Linked DNA regions of Mus musculus: region 2 is linked to region 1. Evidence: chromatin loops called from intact Hi-C (ENCODE). Cell type or tissue: left cerebral cortex. All regions are shown on one strand.

Evidence for each region. Hi-C counts contacts between places; a loop is a spot of excess contacts. Peaks named below come from ENCODE experiments on the same cell type or tissue, not always from the same donor. Only the 100,000 strongest peaks of a DNase experiment are listed, where the experiment ranks them.
Region 2: it touches region 1 in a loop (2.0-fold over the local background); 7 of 42 quality-filtered maps call a loop at or near these places.

The regions. Positions count from the first base shown.
Region 1 is chr13:99,360,297-99,368,296 of GRCm38, reverse strand. Mrps27 (mitochondrial ribosomal protein S27) reads right to left here. Exons shown (of 11, transcript NM_173757.3): 3 at 5,262-5,332; 4 at 3,014-3,072. Among named protein-coding and RNA genes, the nearest start is that of Mrps27, 20 kb to the right of the region's middle. In left cerebral cortex, no CTCF peak of the experiment used is centred here; DNase peaks (open chromatin) are centred at 1,139, 1,636, 4,165, 5,371 and 3 more places; H3K27ac peaks cover 979 bases.
Region 2 is chr13:99,422,753-99,430,752 of GRCm38, reverse strand. It overlaps Map1b (microtubule-associated protein 1B), which reads left to right. Exons shown (of 7, transcript NM_008634.2): 5 at 1-1,541; 6 at 3,296-3,534; 7 at 4,792-8,000. The coding sequence ends at 4,947. Among named protein-coding and RNA genes, the nearest start is that of 6430562O15Rik, 14 kb to the right of the region's middle. In left cerebral cortex, no CTCF peak of the experiment used is centred here; DNase peaks (open chromatin) are centred at 217, 1,001 and 4,287.

The sequences.
Region 1 (8,000 bases):
TCTCACACCTTGCTCACCGCTTAGGCAATCTCAGTCTTAGACTGTCAGTCAAACAGAGCCACAAAGCTCACGCTTACGAACCCTGTAGGTGACAGACAGTAAAAGCGGGAAGCCTTTTCCCTCTCAAAAGGCAGCAAAACAGTAAGTCGGCAACACAAATCCTCTGCCCAGAAGAAAAAGAAAAGGTTTGTAGCTTTTAGTTATTTTGAAAATGAGCAGAAGGTACGAAAGTTCTTAAGACAGAACAATAAATGTCCTCCCTCTATACTGACCGCTGACCGCCTTTGTGTCAGCTGCTGTTGGCTGACTATCCCTGTATCTTCACCTGCTGATGCGGCTGCAGCTGCTGCCTCACCTCACCACACACTGGGCACTGATGGTGCCAAAATAAAGCAGAAATGTCCCCACCCACCCCACCCCGCCCCCGCCCTATTCTCCAGAGAGTGGCGTGGGGCCTGAAGAATCTTCTTACACCTCAGCTCCAGGGGACTCCCAGTACCTAACCTCTCATTTGGAGGACAGAGTACCTATCGGCCACACACTTGGCCTCCTTCCCAGGGCAAGCTGGCATAAGGAAAGAGCGCGTTTGCATTACGGAACTCAGAGACAGACTGCTTCAGGGGGGCTGGGAAGGAAGCAGGAAGACCAGGCAAAAGAGCCTACTGCTCACAGGCCTGCCTCATAGGGGCCCTGGAGCTTTTGTCATCCTGAGCTCCTGGAGGGGGCCTGTGGATCCCCTCTCCAGACTGGTTTTTCCCAAGTGAAACCAATTACACCGAAAGACAAGTATCAAGATACTAAGAAGTTCCGGATAAGGCAGTCCGCGCTGCGTCCTCAGTGCAGCAGACCCAGAGCAGAAGCAGTCTAACTACTGGCCGCTGTGAACGCAGTTGTAAGGGAGCTGCTACAAATGAAAAGAATCAAGGATTTTAATTGGTGTGAACGACAAATGATGCAAATAGTACAGGCATCTGTCATTTATACTCACAACAGAAGAAAATGCTAGGCATTACTGAGATGCTAAAATGTCATTTTTTATGCTTTCCCAACTTGCAGATCTCTATAAATATTCTTTGCAGACTCCAACATAAAAAGCAGATGGAGGCATGAGCTCTCTGGCAGAGGCAAAGGGCCTGTGGAAGCCCAGTTGGACCTCTCCCTCTCTCTGGTCCTCATCTTCCTCCAGTCAGGCCCCAGGCTTCTCAGAGGGGCTGCAGACCACTCCCAGAGAGAACATATTACACCCTTGAAGAGCAAGCCAAACCACACCCATGCATCAGGTCTGTCTCAGGTCCCTCTTCCTGGGTCAGTTTCTCTTTTGAATGCCTTACTTCAGCTGAAGCTTCAGTTACAACCCCACAGCTGGTGCTCTGAGTCAGCCGGCTTTCCAAGTGCTTGCTGACGGACTCCTGGGCTCAGTTTTAACCTTCCCTCTGACTGAGTCACCTTTATCCTTACTTTTTGAATTCTCCCTTCAGATGTAGAGAATCACAGTTTCCAGATTTTTGTCAACGGACTGACTGCCTTAAACACCCGCAGTTTACTGTGGTAACTAGATCATTCTTTTCCTTCATGTTTCATTTTGTATCACAAAGAGTGGATCCCAGTGTGGGCGGCTCCCAGAGAGTAGTGCATAGCCCCCACACATATGTCCCTTCAGCTGTCTCCAAAGCAGCCTTCCTATAGAGATCCCTGGCACCCTGAGATACTGCATGCCCACACTTTCCTGTCTGTGATGTCTAGAGACTTCATGTGTACTCCTGGGAAGAGATGAGAAGGTGCTATGTGCCACAAGTCCTAGGAACTGCAGGAGCTTGAGAGCTACCCATGCCCAGACCCACAGCACCAAGTCCATCAGCCTTCTCCTGGACAGTTAAACTACGGTGGTGGCTACAGGCTGTGACAGGGAAGGAGGGAAGCCTATGCCATGGTAGCAATCAGAATTACTCTGAGTCAGTGGTCACCTTCCTAATACCGTTCCTCATGCTGTGGTGACCTCCAACTATAGAATTATTTTCACTGCTACTTCATAACTGCAATTCTGCTGTTATGAATCGTAATGTAAATATCTGTGTTTAAAAATGGTCTTAGGTGGCCCCCGTGAAAGGGTCATTTGATCCCCAAAAGGCTAGAGGTGGAATTGCTCAGGGAGTAAGAAATGCTGCAGGCAGGACAGCCAGGAGTTGAAGGCTCTCTATGATGAAGACGTTGCTTGATATTCCTTAATGGTAGGCCTGTGTTTTTAAGGTCACTCTGAGGTCAAAAGTCACTCTGTAAGGATGTGAGCCACAATAACAACAGAAGGCCTAACTAGTGGAAGTTTCTCAAAGACCAGGTCTCTGATGGCCCAGCTTAACCCCCGACTTCAGATACTCCAGAGAAACTCCAAGGTGCACGCCTCTAATCTCAGCACTCGGGAGGCAGGGTCAGGCAGATTTCAGAGTTTGAGGCCAGCCTGGTCTACAGAGTGAGTTCCAGGACAGCCAGGGCTATACAGAGAAACCCTGTCTCGAAAAACCAAAAGAAAAAAAAAAAGAGTAACGCTCTAACTCTTCATTCTTATAAGCCTTTCCTGAGGCCTTAACATGTTTTGTATATTCCTCTTAGGCTGGGAAGCAGGGTCATTTAGACAATAAGTATATCATTATCACTATCCTTGCATGGCTTACCTAGACTCTTAACACACAGAAGTATCTACAAAGTCACAAAAATGTTTCAAAAAAGCTAACTCTTATAATGAAAAAGAGGAATCAGAGCTGCTTGGAGTTAAGAGTCTCAGGCATGGTCTACATGGAAAAAGACGACAGCAAAGACATGAATCTTTGTTTCTGTTCTGGACTGCATGCAACTGAGTTCATCTCACACACACACACACAAACACACACAAACACACACACACACGCATTTGTATGTGTGCATATACACAAACTTCTCAGTACCACAAAAGAAGAAGAAAAAACCAAACCCCGGGTGCTGAAAGTGAGTGTGAAGCCAGAGTGACGGAAAAGCTTACTTGTAAAGATAGTACTCTGCAGAATCTAGATCTTCTCGGGATGCAATGTTGTCCACAAACTAGAGGAGAAAAACAATTCTTGGTTGAATACAAATTACGCCACATGTTTGATCTAGATCACGTGCTTATCTTTAAAAGGTATGCACGCACTCTTTTTATTGGAACGAGGCTCCTGTGGTAGTACTCCTTTCTGAAAACGCTTCACATTGGTAAAAACAAACAAAAGGCACACTGTAGCTTCTCTTCTCTGTACTTCTATATTTGGTCCAAAACAAAACAAGCAGCAAGAAAGCACCATTAAAAGCCAAACCCAAACCTTGCTCATACAGACAAGAGTGTCTCATGGAACTGTTTACAGACACTGTCGCCTTTATTGTCTTTCCTCTCCACCCTATACTCCAAACACATGGAACACAAAGTAGAAATGGCGGAGATTCATTTTTAAAATAAATAGAACTCATTTTTATCTTCTGTTCATTAGTGTTTTCTGTTCCTGCATGTGTGAGGGTGTCAGAAGCCCTGGAACTGGAGTCATGGGCAGGCGTGAGCCACCATGTGGATGCTGGGAATTGAACCCAGGCCCCCAGCAAGAGCAGCCAGGGCTCTTTTCCATCAAGCCACTTCTCCAGCTCCGAAATGGTGGAGATTCTTAACTCTGCAACAACAGTGTTCAGAACACTAAAATCTAAGTGGAGGGATTCCGTTTTAGCTGTTTTGACTCTGATTTTAGTGTTGATATGAAGCAACCGTTTTAGGACTGAGGCTTCTTCAAGCTATAAAATCTACTGAGCATTGATTGGTGCTGTGGACGCAGCTCATTGGTAGAGAGTACTTGACCAGCACTCGGGAGGCTCCAGATTCAATCACCAGCACTTGAAAAACAACCTGTGGAAACTCTAAGAGTCTGTTCTTTACCTACGATCTAAATGAGCAGGAAATACTCCCCAGGGTGGATTCTGCTCAGAGGTGGGAGATCTCAAGTCGGAAGACAGAATAGGAGACTAGGTGTGCTGTGAGTGTAACTAAAGCCTCATGAACAGAGAGAGAAGGGAAAGAAAAGGGAGACTTTCTAAAAATAAGCAGGCCCCCTGGGTTTGATTTAGAAATCCATTAAAGGGCAGATAACATGAGGTGCAAACACCAGCCCTGAGCCTGAAAAGCAGCTCTCCTGATAGCATGCTCTGGCACAAACAGATGGCACGGGCCCTCTGGGACTCAGCTGCTCCATCTGGATCAACAGCTACAGGCTTCCGTCCTGACGAGGTTCAGGTTGGAACATGCACACAAAAGCTCTTTAAAGTTCCAAGTGTTGTTTAAATGAAAATCGGGTATTTCAGCCCCCAGAGGGGGAATCACCCTGAAAACAATGGCCTCTCAATCTTCTCCACTGTGGGGGATCTTAGTCCCCAAGTCTAAGGAGTGACAACTGAACAGTTTCTCTAAGAGGACACAGGGCACAGAGAAGGGATCAGGGATGGAGGGAAAGACTCTTCCCTTCCCCTCATCTAGATTTAGTAGCTCTTGACTGAAGGACCCTGCTCACTTCTACAAAAGGTGTTTCCAAGATCTCATCACCTCTGAGGAAGATACAACCACTCTCAAGTTGGGGATGGGGAAACCGGAGAACACTGCTGCCCAGTATGGGAACCTGCTCTTGTCTTGATGGTGATTTCAGGTGGACTTTGATGTTCCAGCCTTTCTGCCTACATGCTGTGTGCATCTGCAAAGTTACCTCATCGTTTGTGCCTTACAAATACCACACACATCTCTCTCATGGCTGCTGTGGAAATGAACACACATGATGGATGCATGGCGAGAAACTACAAGAATGGCTGCTATGGAGGTGCCCTGTGGTGGTTCCTACAATCACTACTCCCAGTTGCTGGCCTCACAGTTCTCCTAGCCATTACCCAGCGGCAGTCAAGTTCACCGCTAGTATCCAGTCTTCCGCGGATGTTACCCGCTACTGAAAATATGTTCACTGCTATGACACTGAAGGATATATTAACTTTAAAAACACAGAATAATATGATCCGAGGAAAATAAATAAATCAGTGATTACTAACTTGAGTCTGGTATATTTATTTCCTTACATTTCAGCCACCACAGCACAAAATATCTACTGGTAATTATAAAAACATACTACACTGTGGAAAGTTATTCCCATGTGACTACTGTTTCTACAGCCCAGCCCAGCCTACAGTCTTGATTGCTTCCTTCTTTGAAAGTAGGTTGGAAATGTTCTTACCCGTGATATTGATAAAGAACTAACAGGCAATTTTCTTTCATACGCTTTGTCCATTAAGGATGCAAGATCAGCTGTGAAGACAGAAGACAAAGAACCCTGTTAAATATACACATTTCTCCAGGAAAATCTAACAGCTCTGACTCCTACCAGATGGCCGAGAACGTCACAAAGTCAGCGTCTAAACAGGTGCTCACTCTTGCTCTTTTTAAAAATTGAGGACAACTATTGAGTCAGTTTTAAATAATTTGATGAACTAGAGAATACAAGCACTTGGGAGGCAGAGGCAGGCGGATTTCTGAGTCCGAGGCCAGCCTGGTCTACAGAGTGAGTTCCAGGACAGCCAGGGCTATAGAGAGAAACCCTGTCTCGAAAAACCAAAAAAAAAGAGTACAAATTTAACTCTTAAAAATGGATTGATAAGGTGCCTCTTCAAGGAAACACAAAGCATGAGGTTTGTCAGTCTGTAGGTGAGAGACAGGCCAGGGAGCCATCACGAGCTCTTACTCCGTAGCAGTGTACGACAGTCACATATAGTAGCCACTCCAACGGCTTTAGAATGGTCATCTAGAATGGTTATATACTTTCATGTATTTGCTCACAAAGCAGAAAAGCCCCTGCCTCTCCTCCCTGATGAGCCTCCACCGCCCAAGTATTGGTTCCTCTCAACAGACCAGTCATCCTTAGGAAACTGGGAATGGGTGACATCACACTCAGCTCAGACCCTAAAATCACCTTGATCCACTCCAAATGGTTTTTGTGTTTGTTTGTTTATTTTATGCATGTGAGTACACTGTAGCTGTACTTCATGTGGTTACTGGGTATTGGATTTAGGACCTCTGCTAGCTCCAGTCAACTCTGCTCTCTGGCCCAGAGATTTATTTACTATTATAAATAAGTACACTGTAGTTGTCTCAGACACACCAGAAGGGGGCATCAGATCTCACTGTGGGTGGTTGTGAGCCACATATGGTTGCTGGGATTTGAACTCAGGACCTTTGGAAGAGCAGTCAGTTCTCTTACCTGATGAGCCATCTTGCCAGCCCTCCAAATGGTTTATGTCACATCCTGTCACTGTTTCTCATGTTTACAGTACTTTCTAGCTTCCTGCACTCTCAGCTCATGGTCCTATTCCATTTCGGTAGAAAGATAATCAAGAGAACATTATTATCCTTGTATCAAATCTACCAGGCCAGTGCTAACTCTGTCCTCATTTGATCTCTATCTAGAGAGATCCTTAAGGAAATATTTATCGCTCACCCCCACCCCACCATTTCTCAGGCTCCGTGAGGATTGTCTTTTCTTTCTTTTGATGTTGGAATGTCCAACTCTCAGTGGTAGAGTATGCTATGGCTTCATGTCTGGGTTCAGGTGCTACGTGATGGCAGTCTCTCCTACAGCTTTAATCTCACAGTTGGCTCTGTGTGTGGATATCTACCCCAATTCTGGCTTTTTATTTCCAGAGCAGCCTTTCCAGTTGTATAGGAATATCTCCATTTGTGTGTTCAACAGGCCTTTCAATTGCATGTCCTCTAAATTCTTCAACTGTCCACTCTAAATATGTGTTCCCTATCTCAGTAAAGAGAGATGGCTGGCTGGCTGGAAAAGCAGGAGTTAGCCTTGATCCCACCGTTTTTCATACTAAGTAACTGGTCATCAACACCTACACTTATTTCATCAACTGCACTGCTAGGCTTCTAATCTCTTACTTCCTGACCACGCTTTAATGACCATTAAAGGGCCTAAGGGATAACTCAGTTGGTAAAATGTTTGCCAAGCAAGCATGAAGTTTGATCATCAGCACGAATTTAAAAAGCCAGCTACGGTGGCATGAGCTTATGATCCCACTACTGAGCAGGCCACTGGGGCTATCTGACCAGGCAGCCAGCTACTGTGCTGAGCACCAGACCAGTGAGCAACCTTGTCTCAAAAAACAATCCTCTCACCTACACCTACACACACACAGGTATGCACAAGCCAGCATCATGCACACAAACATACATGTCATCACCTCACACACACACACACATACACGTACAGGTGTGCACATGCAGCCAGCAGCATCCACACAAACATATATGTCATCACCTCACATACACACACACATGCACAGGTGTACACATGCAGCCAGCAGCATCCATGCAAACACAGTCGTCACCTCACACACACACATACACACACACACAGGTGTGCACATGCAGCCAGCAGCATCCATGCAAACACAGTCATCACCTCACATACACACACACATGCACAGGTGTACACATGCAGCCAGCAGCATCCATGCAAACACAGTCATCACCTCACACACACACACACACACAGGTGTGCACATGCAGCCAGCAGCATCCATGAAAACACAGTCATTACCTCACATACACACACACATGCACAGATGTACACATGCAGCCAACAGCATCCATGCAAACACACAGTCATCACCTCACATACACACACACATGCACAGGTGTGCTCATGCAGCCAGCAGCATCCATGCAAACACACAGTCATCACCTCACACATACATGCACAGGTGTGCACATGCAGCTAGCAGCATCCATGCAAACACACAGTCATCACCTCACACATACATGCACAGGTGTGCACATGCAGCTAGCAGCATCCATGCAAACACACAGTCATCACCTCACACACACATGCACAGGTGTGCACATGCAGCTAGCAGCATCCACACAAACACACAGTCATCACCTCACACACACATGCACAGGTGTGCACATG
Region 2 (8,000 bases), 62 kb before region 1:
AGCAACAGCAGAGCCCTATGGCTTCCGCTCCTCAATGCTATTTGATACAATGCAACATCATCTGGCCTTGAATAGAGATTTGACTACATCTAGTGTGGAGAAAGACAGCGGAGGGAAGACACCCGGAGACTTTAACTATGCCTATCAAAAGCCTGAGAATGCCGCCGGATCTCCAGATGAAGAAGATTATGACTATGAATCTCAAGAGAAAACCATCCGGACCCACGACGTGGGTGGTTACTACTATGAGAAGACAGAGAGAACCATAAAATCCCCATGTGACAGTGGGTACTCCTATGAGACCATTGAGAAGACCATCAAGACCCCAGAAGATGGTGGCTACACCTGTGAAATTACCGAGAAAACCACTCGGACCCCAGAAGAGGGTGGCTATTCATATGAGATCAGCGAGAAGACGACACGGACCCCTGAAGTAAGCGGCTACACCTATGAAAAGACTGAGAGGTCCAGAAGGCTCCTGGATGACATTAGCAATGGCTATGATGACACTGAGGATGGCGGCCACACACTTGGCGACTGTAGCTACTCCTATGAAACCACTGAGAAAATTACCAGCTTTCCTGAGTCTGAAAGCTATTCCTACGAGACAAGTACAAAAACAACACGGAGTCCAGACACCTCTGCATACTGTTACGAGACCATGGAGAAGATCACCAAGACCCCACAGGCATCCACATACTCCTATGAGACCTCAGACCGATGCTACACTACGGAAAAGAAGTCCCCCTCAGAGGCACGCCAGGATGTTGATTTATGTCTGGTGTCCTCCTGTGAATTCAAGCATCCCAAGACGGAGCTCTCGCCTTCCTTCATTAATCCAAATCCTCTTGAGTGGTTTGCTGGTGAAGAGCCCACTGAAGAATCAGAGAAGCCCCTCACTCAGTCTGGAGGAGCCCCCCCACCTTCAGGAGGAAAACAACAGGGCAGGCAATGCGATGAAACGCCACCCACCTCAGTCAGTGAGTCAGCCCCATCCCAGACAGACTCTGATGTTCCCCCAGAGACGGAAGAGTGCCCCTCCATCACAGCCGACGCCAATATTGACTCTGAAGATGAGTCAGAAACTATCCCCACAGACAAAACCGTCACATACAAACACATGGACCCACCTCCAGCCCCCATGCAAGACCGAAGCCCTTCTCCTCGCCACCCCGACGTGTCCATGGTGGACCCAGACGCCTTGGCCGTTGATCAGAACCTAGGCAAGGCTCTGAAAAAAGACCTGAAGGAGAAGACCAAGACCAAGAAGCCAGGCACAAAGACCAAGTCCTCTTCACCTGTCAAAAAGGGTGATGGGAAGTCCAAGCCTTTAGCAGCTTCCCCCAAACCAGGAGCTTTGAAGGAATCCTCCGACAAGGTGTCCAGAGTGGCTTCTCCCAAGAAGAAAGAATCCGTGGAAAAAGCTACAAAGACCACCACCACTCCTGAGGTCAAAGCCACACGCGGAGAAGAGAAGGACAAGGAGACCAAGAACGCAGCTAACGCCTCTGCATCCAAATCAGCGAAGACCGCAACGGCAGGTAGGTGGGGTCACTTGAAAGCCTGCCCGCTTCTCTGTCTGTCCTTTTGCTGGGAAGACCAGAAATGGTGGACTGATGCTCTACCTTTCGTCCACCTTCCTCTTCTGCTTAAAGGTTCACCTCCTGGCCCAGTGTGGCTTAGAGAGAGCAAAGTGTGGTGGGATCCGTCTGGTGGGATTTCTGGGCTGATGTCATTCTGGACAGCAGCTGTAGGCCTGTTGCAAACCTTCAGAATTAAGGATGTGTGTCTCGGGCTGCTCAGGGAGGCTTCAGGCAGGCTGACCTTAAAAATCACATCAGGGTGACAGATCAGGAACTCCCAAAGGCGTATGGCAGACCAAAGGTTTCCCTGGCAAACCTGGAATTTTGTCTAAGCCCGATATTTATTTCTTCTGTAAAATTTAAAATGTAAAATTATAAAAATGTACACCTTTGGGGAAAAAATCCTAACATGTAGGCAATATATGTGCCCATTGAAACATCTGCCGTGTTTTCTTACCTGCTAGTAAACAATTTGATTCCAGTTGACCAATAAATATCGAGTAGAAAAAGAGGAAACCGTTAAAGTTGTTTCTCCTTTCTACCCACGGCCTTGCTAGCACAGTGATTTCTCAGGCCCGGAATTCCACTCAGCAGGAGCTAAGTAGAAATGCCTGCTGGCTCCCCATTCGCCACTGATAGCCAGCAATCTCCATTCCTTAGTGATGACTTGAGACTTTTCTTTTGTTTTTGTGAGGTAGGTTCTTGCCATTTCAGAAATTATTGGCAATTATTTCCAAGCTCCAACCCCAAATTTCTTAAACATTTTTCCCCTGAAGCTCAAGACGTTAACTCAAATAGCAGTGTTTTATTTTTAAATCATTGTAGCATGAACCAATCTAAAGATACACTAGTTTGATACTTAGGTGCTGATGCAATGGTAGAAAACTATGAGAAGCCTTTGTTTCCATAATTCAACTCTTCTGTTTCTACAAGAGCAGTGTGTTTCAGACACCACCCATTGTATTGCAGAGTAAGACAGCGAGCACACTGTGGGACCAGAACCAGGGCTACCGTGAAGCTGTGTGTGCCATGCTGCACACATGACCGGAAACCCCATGCATCATTACATCTGATTTTAAATTAAGTTCAATGGGTGATCAGAAATTTCTTACTGTTGAAAAACATATTTGTCCATTCATGTTTAGTTTTTCAATTCCGTATGGCATCAGGATCCATAAGTTAAGCCTCTGTCTTATAGAGCTTTTCAAACTAAAATACACATTAGTACAAGTAGACCCTTTGGATGGAGAGTACTCTTATCTAATTCCTACATATATATATATTGGCTTTCTCGAGACAGGGTTTCTTTATATAACAGCCCCCGGCTGTCCTGGAACTCACTTCATAGACCAGCCTGTCCTCAAACTCCTAGAGATCCATATGACTCTGCTTCTCGAGTGCAGGGATTAAAGGCATGCATCACCACTACCTGGCACTAATGCCTTTAAAAAAAAACAAATCGAAGAAACTCTTTTTTCTTTTCTTCCTAAGGGGTTGTCTGCAAAGGGAAGCCAAGTCTTTTTCAGTTTCTCCTATTGAGCTGGTAAAGAAGCACGGTATAATTTCTCCTAATGTTGGAGGCCCTACATGAGGAGCCAGGGAACTGGGACTCCTACCATCCCTTTCATGTCCCAGAGACTGCAGCTGGGGATCCGTGGATGTGTCTGTGTCTTCACACTGCTATGACCCTTGCTTTGTGTTTGTTCCCAAAGGACCAGGAACCACTAAGACAGCCAAGTCGTCCACCGTGCCTCCAGGCCTCCCTGTGTATTTGGACCTGTGCTATATTCCCAACCACAGCAACAGTAAGAATGTCGATGTTGAGTTCTTCAAGAGAGTGAGGTCATCTTACTACGTGGTGAGTGGGAACGACCCTGCCGCGGAGGAGCCCAGCCGGGCTGTCCTGGATGCCTTGTTGGAAGGGAAGGCTCAGTGGGGAAGCAACATGCAGGTAAGAGCATGGGGCCATGTCTGAGGTGCATTTGAACTCATTATAGAAGTAAAGAGAAGGAAACATTGAAATAGGCGTCTTTGTCCCTGTGGATCCACATGTAGTGCCTCCTGACTGTTGCATGTGAAATATGCCAATGAAGTTTTCAACTGATGTTTTCCAGGAACCACAACCAAGCTGTAAAAATTAATTCTTTTTTCATCGAGGGGAGGAGTTGTAGCCTAGAATCTAAATCAGCTAGGAACTTGTAGTTCAAATAACAGGTCAGTTTAGCTTACAGAAGATAGCCTAAGGTGGCCTCCTTGACAGGGTCACTATCAGTAGCAGTGGAGGAGCACCGCCTTACCTAAGACAGAGTCCACACATCGGTAAAATGACCTGAAATGAATTGCTGTCCCAACCCTGCCTCTCTCCCCCCAATTCTGAGTATTGTATGTGTGAATCAAAGTTGTCCTGAGCCTGTGGAATTGCTGCTAAGGAATTATCTTACTCACTAGTAGACTAAAGCTAGGAACATGGTCACTGGCCAAGATACGTGGGATCAAGTCTCCAGGTGAAATTCCAGACTGGTGTCATTGCCTCTCCTCTCCGGATATATTCTGCTCCAGCCCCTCCGGGCTGGCTATGAACCATCCAGTCTCCATGTTCCTATTGGGCTCTGATCACTGGTTATCTGATTTGTGGGACTGCAAATCATCACCTAGCAACTTGTGCTCACATCTTCCATAAGGTTGCTTCCAAAGAATTCCACAGTGTTCACATGAGAAGTACCAAAGTCGGTACTCCCCTCCTACAGCACAGACTCTGTTTTCAGGCCAATGTGTGGGCTTCTGGGGGTTTGAGCTACAATATTAAACTTCGTGCACTAAGTGTGGAATATATAGGCTGTACAACATCTGCCCCATGTTAATGGAAACACGAGAAACAAACAGTTCTCAACACCACTTCGTTAAAAAGCCATCTGAAATTTACATGCAAGTTCCTAGGTAATTTAGATTCTAGGCTTGAACTCTTCCCTTCAATGACATCCCAAAAAATTTTTTTTAAATTAAAAAAAAAAACCTTCTAATTTTTACAGCTTGGTTGTGGTTCTTGGAAAACATCAGTTGAAAACTTCATTGGTATTTTTCTGGTAAAACGGCATTTTTTTTCCTTTTATCCCTTTCTGCTAGTGATCCAACAGACACCTTGTTCTGTTTTTACTCTGGCATCTATCCCTGCTGTCCTTTAAATATCTCCTTTTCTCCCCCTCCGTAGGTGACTCTGATTCCGACACATGACTCCGAGGTGATGAGGGAGTGGTACCAGGAGACCCACGAGAAGCAGCAGGACCTCAACATCATGGTCTTAGCAAGCAGCAGTACAGTGGTCATGCAAGACGAGTCCTTCCCCGCATGCAAGATAGAACTGTAGAGACCGCAGCCGGCCACACCACAGGATTTGAACTGTGTTTCCAGAAATTCTTGAATTTGAAACTACCTTTTCTAAAACGTCCATTCATCCAATTAAGTCACTGAACAGTTATTACCTGCCAGATGCTATACTATGTCATGGTGATGCAAGTCACTGATAGTTCTCAATTTTTGCTGACTGCTAAGGGAAGTAACCATATTCCCACAATAGATTTCGAGTTACTGCAAAATTGCCTACCCCCGTTCATCTCTGCTGAACATTCGGAAGCCATGCACTCACGCACCCAACTGACTTCTGCTAGGTATTGGCATTTATCATAGAGAGAGAAAGAGAGGGAAAGAGAGTCAGCGGGAGGGGAGGGAGAGAGGCGGGAGAGAGGGACAAAGAGACTGCAGGAGAGAGAGAGAGAGTGAGAGGGGAAGAATCAGAAAGAAAAAGAATGCAAGAGACAAAGGTAGAGAGTTCTGATGAGATGCCCAGGGAGAGAGAGTGGGCAAGATGGGGTATAGAGAAGACACCAGCAACCAGGTCTGCATTTTCTCAGACCACAGCTATTCTGTGGTCTACACAGGTGGAGTTTCCCATTTTCATCAGAGTCATCAGAAAGAGTCTTATTCTCCTAAAGCGTGTTTCTAAAGAACAAAAAGAATGAAGCCTGTTACGAGGGCATGAGCTTTTTCACGCCTTAATTCAATGCCTTTGCTATTATAAAGGCTGCACACGGCATAATGTAGCAAGTGTAGACTGGATGAGTGAGTGGTTTGCGCCCCATTCAGAACTCTCAGACTTTTCGAACACGTGAGTAGGTTGATCTAAGGCATGCTCCCAGCATTTGTCTACCCAAGTCCACACCAAGTCAAGCTGCATGCAGCAACACCCAAGTCCACCCCGGTTAACTGAAGCAAATACCAAAGCAGGTGGGAGTACACATGGGAGACATTTTGCCTTAGGAAGTGACTTGAATGTACAAAGACACCTGATGCACTTATTTTTTAATGTGAGACAGCAAGTTTTTAAACCATCCATGTAGGATTGTAGATACTCCAGGGAAAGGAGCGTGTGGGGAGGGAAGGTACCAGAAGCTCATCTGATTGGCCCAACGGTTTAGTGCAGAGTCATGCTTGGTGAACATCACCACTTCTGATGTACCCGTGGCCACTCAACCAAATCCGTTGCACCTTTCGTAGCTTCTTTAATTCTTCAAGTTCAAGACCGGAATGGCTTCTTTGATCAGAACCAGGAAAACAGTGAATCTTATGGTGGAAGAGCTCTCAGCAAGTGTACAGCATCTGCCTTCCTTTGTCTTGCATTGGCTATTTTAATTTTCCATTAATTTCAACACATGGGAACACATGTACAGAAGATTTTTTTTTTTTTTTTTTTTTTTTTTAGCTACTCGAGAACTTTTCATAGATGAACTTTTTAACAAATGTTTTCATTTACAGGAAAACGCAAAGAAAATTTTGAAACGATGGTCTTTCTTTTTAATTATTATTTTAAGTGTTTTTTGTAAGACAAAAATTGAAGTTTTTTTAAGGTTCTGGCAAGATTTGAAGTCTGATATTGAAGTCATGATATTTATTTTTAAAAACCTGTCACTACCAGAAACGGTGGTACCTCCTGCCCTTTGACTCTCATACCGTGAAAGTTGAGTCCGTGCTGTTTGAGAGTGGGTAGGTGGCGGGGTAGGCTACTGTCCGGGGCATCACCCAGTGCTATCCCCTCCTCCTTTCAAGATTATTCACCATGAGGTAAAAGAGCCAAGTTCAGAAGTACCCTAGCACCCAGTTTGCTTGGGTTGGTTTTTTGTTTTTGTTTTTCCTGGAAAACATTCAGTGAGAGAAGTAATAGATTGAAAACAAATGAATTCTCAACTTCTATGTTGACCATGTAGAGAGTTCAGACATAATGTCTGTCGATGTCATCACTGAACCACAGACTTGCGCCGCCAGATCGCGAGGAAAACTGTCGCCAAGTTTCAAGTGGCAGATTCACGTCCCAGGGTTCAGAGGTGGCAAACTTCTCAGTGGCAGCTGTGCTCGGTCATGCTACGTTTCCTGCAGACTCTTAAGATCTACGGGGTAGTGAACAATGACCTCATTTTATTTTCTATGTTAGTTATTTATTTCAAAATTTACATTTTAGTTTATTTTCGTCTGTAAAGCGTATGTTTCGCACTGCTCTTTTACTCTGAGGGTTTAAACAATATTTCTCCAGGGGTTTCCTCACTGAGAACCCATGCAGTCTACTTAATGCTGTGAATCACATTTTCCAAATGTTTAATTTTTTAAAGAAAATTAATATTCTATTTTTGTTAGGTGTCTCTAGGAATGCAGCTTTTTTATTTATTATCCTGTTTCTTTCAAAACCCGTAACAGTGACACGTTAAAGGTACAAAACTGTCCTATCTGATGGAAAAGTCATCCTGATGAAAACAGAGTTCGTTGCCTGTAAGCCCACTTGCTTCTCACTTCATCAGACAAGCTCAATACACACAAGATAGTAATTTAATGGGAGCTGTTAGGCTGGTCCACACGTGAAGAGAAACAATTTCTAGCCTTCTTGCCAAATCCAGACCTCTGGTTGACTTTTCTTTCATAGAAGATGGAGTTATCTTCCAGTTTTCCAACTTAAATTTATTTAGCCTTTATATTATTTTGTTTTAATATATATATATAAATACCTTAGAAGAGCCATAGCCAGCCTTCAGTTATAACCACTCGACCCCCATACCTCTTATTGTTTCTACAGAATCTAATGGGGAAAAATGCTTCACAAAACTGTCACTGATCCATTGGCTCTGATTCCTACACAATCTGGCAGGCACCCTCCTGCACCCCTGTCCTCAGTGATGGCCACGGAGCCGAGCCGAGGACACCAGGGTGAAGTACATTTGCTTTACAAGGGGCTCCTGACCTCCCAGGCACCTCTCCTACCTGTGTGGCTAATCTGATCTTGCTAGTTCCATACATACACAATTAGTTTAGAGGTAGCCACCACAATGGGACCGTGTACATTTGTGGTGAAAGCTAAAAACCGACACAGACTTCTAG